2 separate regions of the Homo sapiens genome follow, and region 1 is linked to region 2. A link is an interaction called in ENCODE POLR2A ChIA-PET data of the cell type or tissue named here. Cell type or tissue: GM12878. All regions are shown on one strand. Each heading gives the region's core, and the rest is flanking DNA. Links, peaks and the distances in the headings are about the cores only.

The links. ChIA-PET counts read pairs that join two places held together with the same protein. Peaks named below come from ENCODE experiments on the same cell type or tissue, not always from the same donor. Only the 100,000 strongest peaks of a DNase experiment are listed, where the experiment ranks them.
Region 1: POLR2A ChIA-PET joins it to region 2 with 5 read pairs; 2 of 35 experiments call an interaction of 5 or more read pairs at or near these places.

What each region holds. Positions count from the first base shown.
Region 1 is chr15:38,110,700-38,118,681 of GRCh38, forward strand. No RefSeq gene overlaps it. Among named protein-coding and RNA genes, the nearest start is that of LINC01852, 42 kb to the left of the region's middle. In GM12878, for the core only: no CTCF peak of the experiment used is centred there; no DNase peak of the experiment used is centred there.
Region 2 is chr15:38,659,858-38,667,839 of GRCh38, forward strand. No RefSeq gene overlaps it. Among named protein-coding and RNA genes, the nearest start is that of LINC02694, 33 kb to the right of the region's middle. In GM12878, for the core only: no CTCF peak of the experiment used is centred there; no DNase peak of the experiment used is centred there; H3K27ac peaks cover 212 bases.

The DNA.
Region 1 (7,982 bases), core at 1,560-6,559, 550 kb before region 2:
GCTTTTGACCAACAGAACCATGAGTTAATATGTGAGTGTTTTTTTAAGCTGCTATTTGTGGTATTTTGTTAGACAACAATAGAAAACTAATACAGAGTCCTATTTTCAAAGGCCTCTGATTTGCTTTAAGAAAAGTTGTTCATTCCTTTTTATTGTTGCTGTAGTATTCTACTGCATAAATGTACCACCATGTATTTACCCAGTCAGCTGTTGAGGAGCATTTGGGTTGTTTCCAGTTTGGAGCTATTATGAATAAAGTTGCTATGATCATGTGTGTACAAGTGCTTTTTGAGGAACATCTGGTGCTAGTTTCAAGGCCAGCACAGGAAGCATATAAGGAACAATTAACTCCGGGATACATCAGGTCAACATCTCACCTGTTATTCAGTCAGCCCTCATATATTAGTTCTGATCCCTGAAAATCAAGGGCCATGGATGGGTCCCTCAGCCTATTTCCCCATCTAGTCTTAGGCCATGCTCCACAATGCCTGCTTTGAACTTTTTGGCAGTCCTATACAGATAAAAAGCCTAAAGATAACCAGAGACCACAGCAGCTTACTTTCAAATTAGCTAGCCAATGAAAAGACAGTAAATGAGCAGAACAGAAATCACCTGGTTTCCATACTTATGAGTGAAAATAAGCTTTACCACGAATGCTAATGCCAGTACCTCTGCAAATTCAATGCTCTTAACAATGCTAGTAAGACTTTCCACTGGTTATCATCCCATTTTTCCTTCCCCAAAGAAACTATTAGAGAAGCATTTTATAATCACTGATGCCATATTTCTCACCCAGTGATAGAAGAGAATAACAACTTCACAGGCTCTTTTTTATACAAAAAGTGGAGAAGAATAAGTTTGGCAATTTACCTAGAAATTCGGTAAATCAACAAGAGAGTAAGAATGCAGGTGTCTGGAATTCCCAGCAGGTACACTCTACATAGGCAAATAGTGCTTTTCACATGAAATAAACCTAGAATAAGAGACACTAGAAATACAGTCAGCCACAATGAATACTTACATAGTTTTAGCTTAAGCTTAACTTTTTTGCGAGTGTTTTTCCCCCGGAGGGGAGGGGTGAGATTTCTTTTTAATCTAGTTGGTTGGTTGAATGAGATTTGTTTTTGTCAATGTCAAGAGCCACAGAAAACAAAATGGAAAAGGGGAGAGGGAAATACTGACTTGGGAAGCTTTCTCCAGATGTTCCATTCCAAATTTATATTGCCTCAAAATGCCTCTCTTGGTTGATAAAAGACTATCAAATTATCAGATACATACAGGTTTTAGAAATGCTTACTTCAAGAATGATTGTCAGTCATGAGAGGTAGTACATTGAAGTAACCAACATTGAGGAAAGAGAATTGTTACAGAAACTGGCATGATGAGATGTATAATTTATTTGAGAAGAGAGAGAAATTTTTCCAGACAGATAAAAGTGGGCTACATAACAGGAACATGTCAACAGAACTACTGGAGAAGGTAAAAATGCCTTTAGCGTCCAGCTAATTTTAGAACAAGCATTTTCGGCTAAATACAATATCCATTTGACCACCCCCTGCTTTTTGAAACCCTGGCTGACTGTGAAGTCCTTTCTTCTATCTGAAATCAACAATAACCATCACCACTTAATTCTCCCAACTTCTTTCAGCATTGGGGCCCTCTCAATGACCTAGCTTGTGCCTGTTCATCTGTGTGTGCGTACGTGCGTGCGCGCGTGTGTGTGTGTGTGTGTGTGTGTGTGTTTTCTCGCCAGCTTCTCAGACTTGTTCCCATTCATCCAACACTAGGTCCTTACCTTGAATCCCTGAACCATTTCCCACTCTGAAGTCCTTGATTGGTAGCAACAGGATGTTATTGGCAGGAGAAAACCTTTCAATAAGTAATCCTTTGACCTTTTTAGTCACTCTAAACTAGGAGCACTCGGTGTGAGTGGGACTCTGGAACTTCCATATCAATTATTCATCTAACCGTACCCAAAGCCCCAGGGAATGGCTCATTTCCTTTTGGGATGATTCTTTCTCATATTCCTTTGGGCTCCCCCATTGCTTTTGGCACCTGCCTGTTTTGTGAGTTACATCTTGTAAAGACTTTATAACCCAAGGGCCAATGCCATGGTTTTGAGACTATCCTTTATTTGTTGTAGAACTGTCCCACAGGTGATTTTAGGAAACACTACTCTTTGGCCTACAGAGTCAGGGAGGGCCAATGCATTTAATAATACCTGCAATTCTTAAGGGAATAACCCCTACATTCCACCGGAGCAGGCAGCTGCCTCGGGCATGGAGCTTTTATAAATTTCCTGTTGTGTTAGAGTCAATTCCAGTTTGTGAAATTGAGTCTCACAGAGGGAGGTCAGTAATTGGTAGCACCTGGCTTGGATGAAGGGCTTCACTCATATGAGAGAGAGAGAGAGAGCATGTGTGTGTGTGTGTGTGTGTGTGGGTGTGTGTAAATACAGCAGCTTCTCACAGGTAAAACTTTCTACACCAAAGTAGGATCTTAAGACCATTTTTCTTCATCTTTCTTCTCTGTTTGCCAGGGTTTGATCATTTCCTGAAGGAAAGACTCCCCTGAGAGAGGGAGCATAAGGGAAAGGGCAAGTCTAACTTCTGCCACCAACTAACCTTGTGAACTTAAGTTAATAATTTAGTTCTTCATTTGTAAAATGGGAAAGTATCCTCTTGGCCACAGGATGCCTCTTGAATACATGATCTCCTAAGAATCTGTAGTTCTATGATTGATCTACCTGCTTCATATGACTAAATATATGACAACCCTAAGAAGCCTCCCATGTGGCCACAAAGATATACACATGTAGGGATATGGACACATACATTGTATCTACTCAAAATGTTTAGTTAACTAGTTATGCATACATATTCAAAATCATATTTATAAAATAATCTGTTGATTTTTAAAATACTGTATTTTTCTACTTTCATTTTGTAAAACGATGTTATTCCTCACCACTGCCATTTTGTGACTAATCCAACAGTTTTCCCAGCACATCATCATCACTTCCAAGTTATTTGAGATTTAACACTGAGTCCATGCACAATGCTGTCACTAGAAATGTTATCCCAAGTCACCAACACCCATTTGCATCACATGCAGTCATTTTTTCATTTCCTATACGACTATATTTGTAATCTCCATAATGTATCACTTAGCGTATTGCAGTTTTACTTGATCTCTAAAAGGACTATTTTTAAAAATTCTAACACTTGCATTTCAGGGCTAAAAACTTCAGGAATGACTACTAAATCAGTGATACATTTCTTTTTTTCTCTTTTTAAGTAGTTCTAACAGATGATCTTCAAAAGCATCAACAACAGACATTAACTTAGATCATTTCACCCCAATTCATCTTCCACTAACAGTAGTTTTTTATTCCAAGTTTGGTATCAAGAGAGCACCAAAAGATGACTAAATAAGGATGTGTACAAAAGGTGACTTCCTTTTTTTCTGGGAAATAATTTTGGAGACAAAAAAATTCACCTTATATTTGGAAAAATGGGTATACATAAGGCCATGAGTCAAATTAATTTCAGAAATGTAAAAGTAGCATATGCTTTGTTTTTCCTCCACTTATCCTTGGAACCCAAAGTCACATCATTCTAAGTAGACGATTTATTTTAAGATTATATTATTATTATTCTCCATTTAAAAGGAAGCATCAGAATTTGATGTATCTGCTCAAACAACAAGCCTCACTCTACACTGCAAGAAAACTAAAAGCAAGCTCTTTTAAAAGTAACCACCCCAGTGGTTTATCAGGCACAGCCCAACACTGGCAAAGATGGTAGAAAAAAGAGTGAAAAGTTCACTCAGTACTCTTTGCTTTCAGTTTTCCCTCAGAATTCAACTTTCCAACAATAATCTGAGCCCTGTCTTCTTCCTCTGAATTTTGTCCTTTACATGGAAGGGAAAAAAATGCTGGTGCCTATAATAGTTGCTGATAGTTACTGCCTTAAATTTGCTCTCCTGGTCATGAGAAAGTGTTTCCACTTTCTAGTGACCCTTCCCACGTACTAGGGCATTCTTGCCAGGACTCAACTATGGAAACTTATTCCAATTAGGCAGGAAATGAAAAGAAACCTGTCCTACCATTTGGCTCAAAGTAAGAACGAGTATATATAGAAGAGTCCCAGAAAAAAAAAAAAAGGCAAGAAAAATAAACTCAGCTTCCTACCACCAACACCACCACTGTTTTTTGTCCCCAACAGAAACCTACAGGCAATCTGTTCTCCATAGATGTTAAATATTCAAAATTCTAGGAGGGAAGTGTTATGAGTGACTAGAGCAAAAAAAATGGAGCAAAGCTGTTGTGTTCTCTTTGACTCTATTACAGGCAAAGCTATTTGTATGACCCATTGTCCAAATGCCTCCTTCACCTACTTCAGCTGGGGGATGGGAAGAAGAAAGAGGCTTTGGCCGCAACAACAAAATAAGTCAGTTCTAAAGACACCGAGAGTCACCTTTTTAGAGCTCAACTTTTATTTCCACCTGAATGAAAAGCTCAGTCTGAGGTGAGAGCATCCTCAGGCAGCCAATCATTGGGATGCATAGTTCCTAACCCTTTGGAGTCACTGGGAAATCCCAGTGATGAATGTCCCCTTCCACATCCTGGACATTTGTCACTCAATTTCACCAGGTCTCTGTTTCCTCTCTTGAGGCAAAAAAAGAGAAAGGTCTCCCAGTGTCTTTATTAGGAGAATTTTGAATAGAATTGTTTAAGAAGAGGATTAACATTGACTTGGTATTGAAAATGGCCAACTCCTCTAGACAAAAATCTGAAAATAATTCTGATAAAAAGAGCAATTCTGCTTGTGAGCAAACCAGATGGCTACACACCCCTTCATCCAGTCTGTTGGTTTTCACATTGCTGCCTTGGAAGTTTCTCCCCAGAAAAACACATGGACGTGAGACTTTCTGACTGAGTTAGGAATCTGGTTCGAAAAAGGGCCTATCCACACTAACCCCTAGGTCTGCCCAACATAATTGCCCGCTTCATTTTCTTCAGGATATTTTCCCTGACAGATTGACTACACTTCTGAATAACTAAATATATCACTTATGGTCAACAAAGAGAAAACATTGAGGCTTCTTTGTGGAGCATTCAAACCAAAGCTTAGCGTTTGACCAAATTCCCTGGATTCATGCAGTAAATTGGGTCCAGGTGTGCTCTGAAGAGTTAGAACACTCATATTTAGAAAATTTCTCAGCTTCTACTTGAATGTTTATTTGTAGAGCTGATCATTAAAGCATGAGTAGAAAGAACATCAGAGGCCATCTATTAAGGGAGGCTTCCTGTTTCATCAGGAAGTGGTGATTGAACACCTTATAATCCCACACAATCCCACTTCCTCTAAGTAATTGTCATATCCCAAAAAGATGTGATAATTAAAGTTCAATCTTGGAACTCACACAATTGGTGCTAGGAACTGACACAATTGGTGCTAGGGTGAGTGTCAATTGCCCAAGACACTGTGGGAGTCCATTAAGAAAAAAAAAAGTTTATCATCTCAGCAAATACAGGATTACTGACAATAGCTTGGATTGACCAAAACGAGCATTAGTATGGACTCAACTATTCTCCAGGTTGGTATGGAGTTCTCAGCAATGGGTGAAGAGTCCATGGATGAACTTTAGAGTGGACCTTCTAAAAATATTGTGGAAAAGCACATGTGCATTTTAGAGGGAGGGCCCATAGCTTCTTTCATACTGTCATAGGTCATATTGTACCTAACAAAAGCCGTTAATGACCATAAGCACTGTACATTAAGATGTTATAACCTCAAGACTTGATTTTACGAAGTCAATCTTTGACGTAAATTCAGTGCCCTCTTCCAAAATCCTAACTCTGCCATAAGTTAATGATTATATGTTATAGTTAATCTAGTTTAAACCATAACTGTGTATGAGATATTGATAAGCATATTTCCTTCTCCCAGTTAATCTTTTTTTAAAAAAATCTCTTTTTAATTATATGACTCAATTAACCATCAATCAGAATAAGTCATATCTTGTGAAACAAATTTTTAAGAAATGAATGTTGGTGATAATTTAGTATCCTTCTCACTAATTCTAATTTAAACTTAATCATCACTATGGATTGTAATCTGTCTCATGCAATGCCTAATCTTGCTTAGGATCAAAGCACTCTCAAATCTTGTGTTATATGTGAAAAGTTTTTTTAGAAGTGTTAATCACCCATTATATATGTTAGATATAATCAAGGAGATCCAGTATATGATAAGATTTTTTAAAAGCATTAGATTTAGGCTGGGTGCGGTGGCTCATGCCTGTAATCCCAGCATTTTGGGAGGCCGAGGTGGGCAGATCACGAGGTCAGGAGATCGAGACCATCCTGGCTAACACGGTGAAACCCCATCTCTACTAAAAAAAAAAAAAAAAATTAGCCGGGCATGGTAGCAGGTGCCTGTAGTCCCAGCTACTCAGGAAGCTGAGGCAGGAGAATGGCGTGAACCTGGGAGGCAGAGCTGGCAGTGAGCCAAGATTGCGCCACTGCACTCTAGCCTGGGTGACAGAGCAAGACTCCATCTCAAAAAAAAAAAAAAAAAAGCATTAGATTTAAATAGAACTTCAGCACTTTATTAACTTCATCACTTGATCAATGTTTAACCCAATTTTAACTTCCCTATCTCAGCATACTTATGTACCAAAATTTTCATAGGAGCATCTCAAAATTTTTTTATGATTAAAAACACTTTTATTGAGATACAATTTATATACAATAAAATACACCATTTTAAATGTATAATTTGATGTTTTACAGTATACCCACAAAGGTTGTGAACCATCAAGTCTGTCTAATTTTAGAACATTTTCATCACTCCAAAAGGAAATCTCATATCCATTAGCAGTCGCTCGCCATGCCCTCCTCCTCTAACCCCTAGCAGCCACTAATCTACTCTCTGTTTCTATTGATTTGTCTATTCTGGACATTTCATTTAAATGGAATCGTATACTATGTGGCTTTTGTGCCTGCCTTATTTTACTCAGCATAATGTTTTCAAGGTTCATCCACATTGTAGAGTCCATCACTACTTCATTCTTAGTGGCTGGCCTTTTGGAATTTCAAATGAGATTTTTTTTTTGGCTATTACTAAGCATTATGGTGATGTCTGTCAGATGTCATTGTGCTGAACAGGTCCTGTGGCACAGTACATAGCAAGGTGTAGCAGTCAGTAAGAGGCATGGCATGATGTCAAACTCTTTCCAAAGAAGCATCATGTGCATGTAGTTTGTTTAGGGAGTACATAAGAGAGCTCAGAAAAGGCATCGAGCCATGAGACCTCCTCACAGAGTAGCAGAGTACTGAAGTCAGTCTGGTAAGAAGACAGCAGTAGCTGTGAGGTCATTTTAGAACACTGAGACATGGCTTTGGTCCTTCCAAGATTTTTATTCCCTTCAAGCAGGCTGCCAAAAATTTTAGTGTTCAAATATATACAAAGGACAGAAAATGGTTGAGAACCACCATTTCATCAACTCTCATTGTCTGTACTCAACTAAATGATAACTGCCATCAATATACACTGAATTCCTTTTTGGCTGAGCACAAAATGCTGTAGATTGAGGTGGGGTTTGTTTATATTTTAGAAGAGGATGCTTTGCTGGGTAATAACCAAGGTGGTCTATTTTCCATGGCTTTTGCTCTCTTTTTCCATAGGCAGAGGTGGAAGGACAATCTACCTGGTGCTCTGATGCCACTGAAACCATAAAAGGCTAAGGCTGTATGTCCTTACTCCCTATCATGAAGAGATCCTTTTCCATTTGATTCTTATTAAGCATCACACCATGCCCTTCTTCTCCTTATAATGCATCCAGTAGTCACAAGAGTTTCAACTGACTGATTTGGAGGCAGGTGTGATTTCATTTGACTACAATTGCATGATTCTCATGTATTTTAAGCACAGTCCTAGAGCAATGGCTCCCAAATGATCCATACTACACGTAGA
Region 2 (7,982 bases), core at 1,185-6,184:
CAATGTGCTGGTATTACAGGCGTGAGCCACTGTGCCCAGCCCCTGCCATTTTCTTATTGTTAATTTGTACTTAAGTTGCTGATATTATTTTCAATCACTGGATAATTTATAAAAAAATGTTCATGTCATTTGTCCATTTTGGGGGAGCTGTATTATTTAGTTTTTACTAATTGAAAAATCTGTTTGGGGAAAAATAAACCAGTTTGTCATGATTCCTGGGAAATTAGTGCAGCCATTAACAACTTCTCCTCTGCGAAAATTCCACTCTTCTCTCAGAACACATGACTGTGTGACATGATCTAGGTGAAGATCCCAGCGTCACCCCTCCCTTTACGGTATATCGAGAACTTTGGTCCTGTGTATAGCCCAAAGCACTTGCTTACTCATTGGCTTGAATTGTTCTGTTTCGTATGTGCTTCTCTTTATTTTCCCAAATCTGTTAATAAACCTTTTGACAGTTGAGATGGCTGTGACGTTTGTCTCTGCTGATCAGTTGGTAATATATGTTAGCTCTTCCCTCCTCTATTCATGTCACCTTTTCCATGAAGTTCAAGTAAAGGGGAATCTAGGGTCCAAAGTTTATTTGAGTGGCCAGCATTCCTACGTGTGGTCAGTGTGAACAAACCACATGGGTTGAGTAGAGTCCCTACACCAACATCTATTGTTGTTTCTCTCTAAATTTTCCAATTTGCATCTCTTTTCAAGAAAGTTTACTCACCTCTAGCAGCTCTGCACAGTTCTCACTTTGTAGAATTTAATTGGAATGGTCTATTCTCATGCTGCCAGCCTCCCTTCCTCCTTCCCTGCTCCTTCCGTGGTACAGAACATCTCTCCTGCCTGAGTTGACAAAAACAAAACAAAACCCAGAACCTCGGAAATTACATTTCATTTGACATCCCCTCCCTAAGATAGCAATTCAGAAATAGCACTTTCTGTTCAGTCTGCTTGAAAGTAACATTTCTCAGCCAGAGTCTCAGCATCAGCCCCAGCTAAGAGCTGTCAGATCAGCTGTGCCCACTGTGGGCAACTCACCTGAACCTTTAGGGGTAGAGGAAAAGTCACACAGGATGACTGACAGGAGTTCAGAGTCTTCACTGTGGTGACACAAGGCCCATCTTGTCCTGGTTCTTTCTATTCATAATGATGCGTAACTGTGGATGAGTCACTTCACCCTTCCCCTCCCCTTCCCTCCCTCCCCTCCCCTCCCCTCCCTCCCTCCCTCCCTCCCTTCCTTTTTCCCTCCCTCCTTCCCTCCCTCCCTCCCTCCCTCCCTCCCTCCCTTCCTTCCTTCCTTCCTTCTTTTTTCTTTTCTTTCTTTCACAGGTCTCGCTCTGTCACCCAGACTGGAGTGATCTCGGCTCACTGCAACCTCCACCTCCTGGGTTCGGGTGATTCTTGTGCCTCAGCCTCCCGAGTAGCTGGTATTACAGGTGCATGCCTCCATGCCTGGCTAATTTTTGTATTTTTAGTAGAGACAGGGTTTCACCATGTTAGCCAGGCTGGTCTTGAACTCCTGACTTCAAGTGATCTGCCTGCCTCAGCATCCCAAAGTGTTAGGATTACAGGCATGAGCCACCACGCCCGGCTGGTTTGTGTATTTCAATGTAGATAAAAATCTTATCCACTTCATCAGCTTGTGTTGAGGATTGTTGGGAAATGGTACAGTGAACACACTTTGAAAAAGTAAAAGGTAAAATACAAATGCAGGATGTCATACTGAAGTACCTGTCTTCTGAAAATCTTTTTCATTCTTTCGCTCTATAACCCTCGCAATAGGTAGTACTTAAGTTTTTCACCAGGACGAGGTGTGATGCCTAGGGAAATTATTTCTTTTTAAACCAGTGATCAGAGGGTGATTCGATGCATAAGAATATCAGTGGTAACCCAGAGGGGCATTTTCAATAGTTTGAGGATGGAGTTCTCTTAATCTTTGTTTTCTTATTTATTCACCATCTCTTAGCTCGCTTTTTAATAGTTTATGTGTGCCCACTCATGCTGCATATTGGCAGCTCTGGTTAAGGAAATGATTCTATATCAGACCATATATATCCACATATTTATTTATTCATGTTAATTCAGCAACACTTATTAAAAACTTATATGTTAGGACTTATTTAAAGTGCTGGAAGAAAAAAAATACACACATATAAGAAATATTCCCGACTGGGTGCAGTGGCTTATGCCTGTAATCCCAGCACTCTGGGAGGCCAAGGCGGGTGAATCCCTTGAGTCCAGGAGTTAGAGACCAGCTTGGCTGGGGTAACATGGTGAAACTCAGTCTCTACAAAAAAGATATAAAAATTAGCTGGGTGTGGTGGTACATGCCTGTAGTCCCAGCTACTTGGGAGCCTGATGTGGGATGATTGCTTGAGCCTGGAGGTCGAGGTTGCAGTGAACTGAGATTGCACCACTGCACTCCAGCTTGGGTGACAGAGCGAGAAGCTGGCTCAAAAAAAAAAAAAAAAAAAAAAGAAAGAAAAAAAAAGAAAAATATTCCCTGTCCTCAAAAAGCTTATGACTTTTGTAGCCCTTTAATATTGAATACATATACCAAATTGTTTACCTCTAATTGCTGACCGCCTGTAAAAGTCAAGGTTTTGGGCTGAATATCTCAGTTCAGCTCTGAGTTGTAGGATGTATGAAGGAGTTAACTTTGTTCAGACACCATGGGAAATAAAACCTCTTGCATATAAATTGCCCAGTTCTTACTCTTCTCCTTTCATTGTGTTCACACCAGTCTAGCTGAGAACTTCCTTAAGAAATCCCCATTGCAACACAAAGATAGGAAGCAACCAGCTTGTAGACTACCTATGACAGGCAATCTCTCTCCAAGTTGGGACTCTGACATTCGAGTGTTGGGAGTGGGGTTGCTTTAGGGTCTCTGATTGGTATCTCTTACTAGGAGTTTATTTAAAACCCTTAGAGCTCTATCCTATAAAACATTGCACTTCCGTTTTCAAAGTACTTATTCTAGTCTTGAAACAACCAACCCCATGACAGGGACAGGGCAGTTCTCATGCTTATTTTACCATAGAGAAATTGAAGGCTGGATGAAGAAAATGATTACCCATTGTCTGAAACTCCTAAGTTGTTAGGTCTAAAATTTTCAGCACAGAAATTACTCTGTGATAATGTTTTGCTTCTCATCATTTGTTGTCTGCATTTCATGCTGTCACTCCATGTCATATGATGTCATGTCAATTCATTTCTTTTTCTTTGGTTTATTCACAAATATTTACAGAACACCATTTTAGGCAAGGCAGTGTTTTAATGGTGGAGAGGTGGACATGGCCTGTTCCTTGAGCTCAAGGAACTTATAATCTATGGTTTATGTTTTCACGGATGGTCCCAATTCTAACTTCCATTTAGCAAACACACTACTTTTGATGGCGCTGTTGGGGTTATTCACAGTTGTGATGGAATTCAGAGTCCAGGGGCAAATAGTAATGGTGAGTGTCCAGTGGCAGTGGGGCCAGAAATGGTGACAGCAAATGTCTAGAAGTGATGATGCCAGCAAGGCATCATACATAACACGCCTTGCTTGTGTTTTCTGAGCCTAGGGCTTTTAGCTTTCTGTCAATTCTCTAACGTACTGATGGGCTTTCCAAAAGTTTATTTTTCTTTCTCTCTCTCTCTTCTTTTTTTCTCTTTTTTTTTTTTTTTTTTTTTTTGAGATGGAGTTTCACTCTGGTTGCCCGGACTGGAGTGCAATGGCGTGATCTTGGCTCACTGCAACCTCTGCCTCCTGGATTCAAGCAATTCTCTTGCCTCAGTCTCCGGAGTAGCTGGGATTACAGGCACCTGCCACTATGCTTGGCTAATTTTTTGTGTTTTTAGTAGAGACGGAGTTTCACCATGTTGGCCAGGCTGGTCTTGAACTCCTGACTTCAGGTGACCCACCCACATCAGCCTCCCAAAGTGCTGGGATTACAGCTGTGAGCCACCACACCCGGCCTTTACTTTTCAAGTTAGACAGCATTAGTTTCCATTGAGTGTTTTTCCTGGCATATATTCTCAACAAATTATATATATGTATATATAGACAAAATATATGTCAAGAAATTAAATTCCAAAGGAAGATTCTAATACACACATTTAAAGTTCAGGTGTTCATGGTCACTCACACAGAGAATGCCACCATGAGTTACCATTTCATGCTGCTGACCTTGGTCCTCCACGCTGTCCTCCTGGCCCTCTGCCCTCATCTAATCTCAGCATTAGCCATCCTGCACTCAGTGTGGACTTAGTTTTCAGAGTCAAGGTAGGGAAAGAAATGTCACTGAAGGCAGTGACTGATAGCACATGAGCTTATGTCCCTCTTCTTGATAGCAAACACTGCCAATCTAGTTCTAAATTTTAGACTCTGGTCAAGTATGCATTATATCTGTTACCAGATAGGCCCAGCTAGAACATACCTATTTTGCAAAAGGAGTTCCAGGGCCATTGTGAGTGGGTAGAAGTTTTGGTCAGTCTCTGGGAAAAGATTTTGACAAAAGAAACTCTTGGAAAACTACATGGTGAGGCACAAATGTAATGCTTACCACAGACAATCCAGAATGCATTGTCTGTTTCTATAAATAAATAAATAAATAAAATGGGTCCCAGACTTGAAGTGACTAAATTCTGGAATTTTCTACAGACTCTCTGAAGTCATCCACTGGCATCTACAGGTCTTGAAATAGGTACAGTTGGTTTTATGTCCCACATGGGGCCTGTTCACATACTCAGAACTTTTGACTAAATTAATAGGCAAAACTGATTTTCACTAAAGTTTCTACAGAATGATCTTGTTATACTGTCGATAGCAGGAGTTCTCACTCAGGAGTGCCCTTTGGAAACATTTAGGGAGCTTTTCTAAATACTGATGCTCAGACTGAAAGATTCTTATATAATTGGTCTTGGGGGAAGGCATTACTTTTTTACAGATTCCCAGGGGATTCTAATGTGAAGCCAGGTTGGGAACCATTTATGTACAAGAACAAAAACATGAACATCAAAAAAAAAAATAGCCAATTCAGTTAACGTTTAAGGTAAGGAAGAGAAAAATGAGAGATCTTAAAGTAGGAATTTAAAACTCAGAACAACTCTTAAAAATAGTATCTTTGTAAATCATGACTCTCTTATTATAGGCATGCCAAGAGCCAGTAGCTAAAACCATTGGTTTCCTCAATTCTATAAATAAGAAAAGTCTTTGCTTTCTTGTGCTTTCAAAAATGCCCAGCATAGTGCTGTTCTGAGAGAGACAGCTACTTAGAAAACATCAATGCTTTACACCTTCTTCTACTTTGATCCCTTCGTTTCTAGCATTCTCTCCTATTCACTTTTGGAACACACTCAACTGCTTGTTCTGCACAGTGAGCTTCATCTGCAGGAGGACTGACAGCTTTGGGCAAATACACTCTAAACCAACAGCTCCCAGCAGCCCTGGACATCTTCAGATGTGCTGATTTTAGAGCCACAGTTCTTCCTTCTCAAGGATCCCACCATAAAGACAATGCCTACATGTACATATAGAGTTATTGTTGTTGCTTTTGCCTTTTCTTAATTTTTTTTTAATTGTGGGGGAAGGATAGCAAAATTCTGGATGCTTTTAGCTCCATGGTTTGTCTAAATGTGCATGCACACACGTGAACACCTCAAATGATCAAGAATTCCCATCAAGAACAGAACTATTTAAAAATTGTAATGCTCTCCATTGACACCCCGGCTGAAGAGCAATTTTATAGCATAATTATAATGCATTGCATAATTTGGATAAGCTTTTGTTCTCATTGTGATTATCCTCAGAGAGTTCCTTTTTCACCTCCCCCTTCCCACATTGACTGAATTAAGAATATCCAACCCTTAAAGGCTGTTTTGCCTTCAAAGAATAAAAATGATGCTTTAAGACTAAGCGCCTAAGAAGTGATGGGTGGGAGAGAAATTTTGGTACATGACTCACGTCTTTATTGTGGTAAAGGTAATTTTTTACTGTTCTTAAGAAGTTTCTACCTAAGATTTCACTGGGGTAGGGGAAAGTCAGTGGAAGAGAATTATAGGAATCAAAAGTCCTGGCCAAGGTTGTTATTAAACCATATATCATAACATTTTAAAAGAAGGGCCAGAGAGAGGACAGCTGGTAGGTTTATTAATTTGTTCATGCCCATGGGCAAGTCACCAAGCCCTAAGAGTCCTAGTTTGCTCAACTTTACAATGAGGAAACTGAACCAGATGAGCCCTAAAATAGACTCTTACATCCTAGGATTTGGTCATCTGGGAATGTAATACAATTGGAAGATAAGACAATGATGAGAAACCAAATATTAGATCAACTTTTTGTGGACCTTGGGAAAATGAAAAACTCTGATTCACTTTAGACTTAGTGATTTAACAATGAGAATAAAGGATTTTAGGACAACGGTATTTCCAAGTCCCCTGTAAGTGCTGATAATTTTTCTGTAACTGAAAGTGCCCAGTTTTAGTATCTGGCTACAACCAGTAGCCCTTGAAAATGAAATAAGAAGAGTGAAGGTATCAAAATATATTATCAGTCATTAGGCAACCTATACTGAGACTTGGTTAGCATGAATAATTTACAAAGAACACCTGAAGCTTCTTTTTTCTTACGAAGTACTGGATTTTGGAGGAGTTATGTTTTGTTTTTTCCAGCCATACCTAGCATATTTTGGAGGTTATCATAAATATGATAAAATATGCCCTGATATTTTGAAAGCACTTGGAAGATCAGAGGCTGCCACTGTCCATTAAAAATTATCAAGGTAATGCATAAACGTGGTAAAACATCAGTCAGTACTGGAAAATTCAAAATGACAATTTTGAGTCCTCCCTTCCCCTACTTCCTTTCTTTAATGATTTATAATTTTAGCCATTTCGGTGGTCACCTCAGTAAATAATTTGCTGATGGTTTTGTCTCTTGATTTCTTCACTTTCAATAACATTCATTGTCTACTTGCTGTGAAAGGTGAAAATTCAGATCATTCTGTCTTCTTTTACTCCATGCCCTTTCCAATTTTTGATAGTAATGCTATTGATTTTTGTTTTCCTCTTCATTACTTTAGTAACTGCAAATGCTATAATTTTATCTCCATCTCTTCTTCTGTGAAGCCTTAGACCTCTTAACTGTCTGATTCCATCAGATTTTCTGGCCATCCCTGCACAGGATTTCCTTGCTCCACACCCTCTGCTGTTAGTCTGACTCTACCACTTCCTCCAATACACTGTTTCAAAATGTCCTCATCCTTGAAGATGTCAGCTGACATTTAAAAGACGTCCATACTTTTGATCATTCTTATACCAGATGCACACAACACCAGTGTACAGTGTAATGTTAATTTTTACATGTTTATCAGTATCTTTTACAGAGTAATCTGTGTTAGTCTTAACGTCCTACTTAACCTGATCAACTTCTTCAGGACAGACATGGTAGTTATTTCTTTATCTTCCCACAAACAGATGTGCACCAAAGTGCACTCCGTACATGCTGCTGATTAAAATAACTAAAGAGACATTCTCATCCCTTAAGTTACTGTTGACAATTTTGAAGTGTCAGTCCGAAGTCACAGTTTTAGAAGAAAATGAGATTCTTTCCAGCCTAGGAGAGCACTTCTGTTCACCTACTGGGAGTGTTAATTAACTGATATCTAGTGTGTCTCCATCCTCCCTGGAGAGTTAACACCTTTCTTGGCATTAAGCCTTGCAAAGATTAGATAAGGGCCAGGTGTTTTTTATACACTTTTTTATTTGTGTGGGGGGCAGTGTATTAATTTTGTTTTTGTGCTATGTAGTATAATGTTTGATGGTTCTTGATATCTGATCCATTTTGGGGTACCAGTAGAAGAAAGCAAGGGGCACAGATTGGAGGGTATATTCTTGGGAGAGAGGGAAAATGCTTTTACCTTGCTGTGGTCCTGTCCTTGCTCAGTCAGATGGTAAAGAGGCAACTAAAGCCATTGGAAGGTTAGGAACCTTCCAGGGTGCAGGGT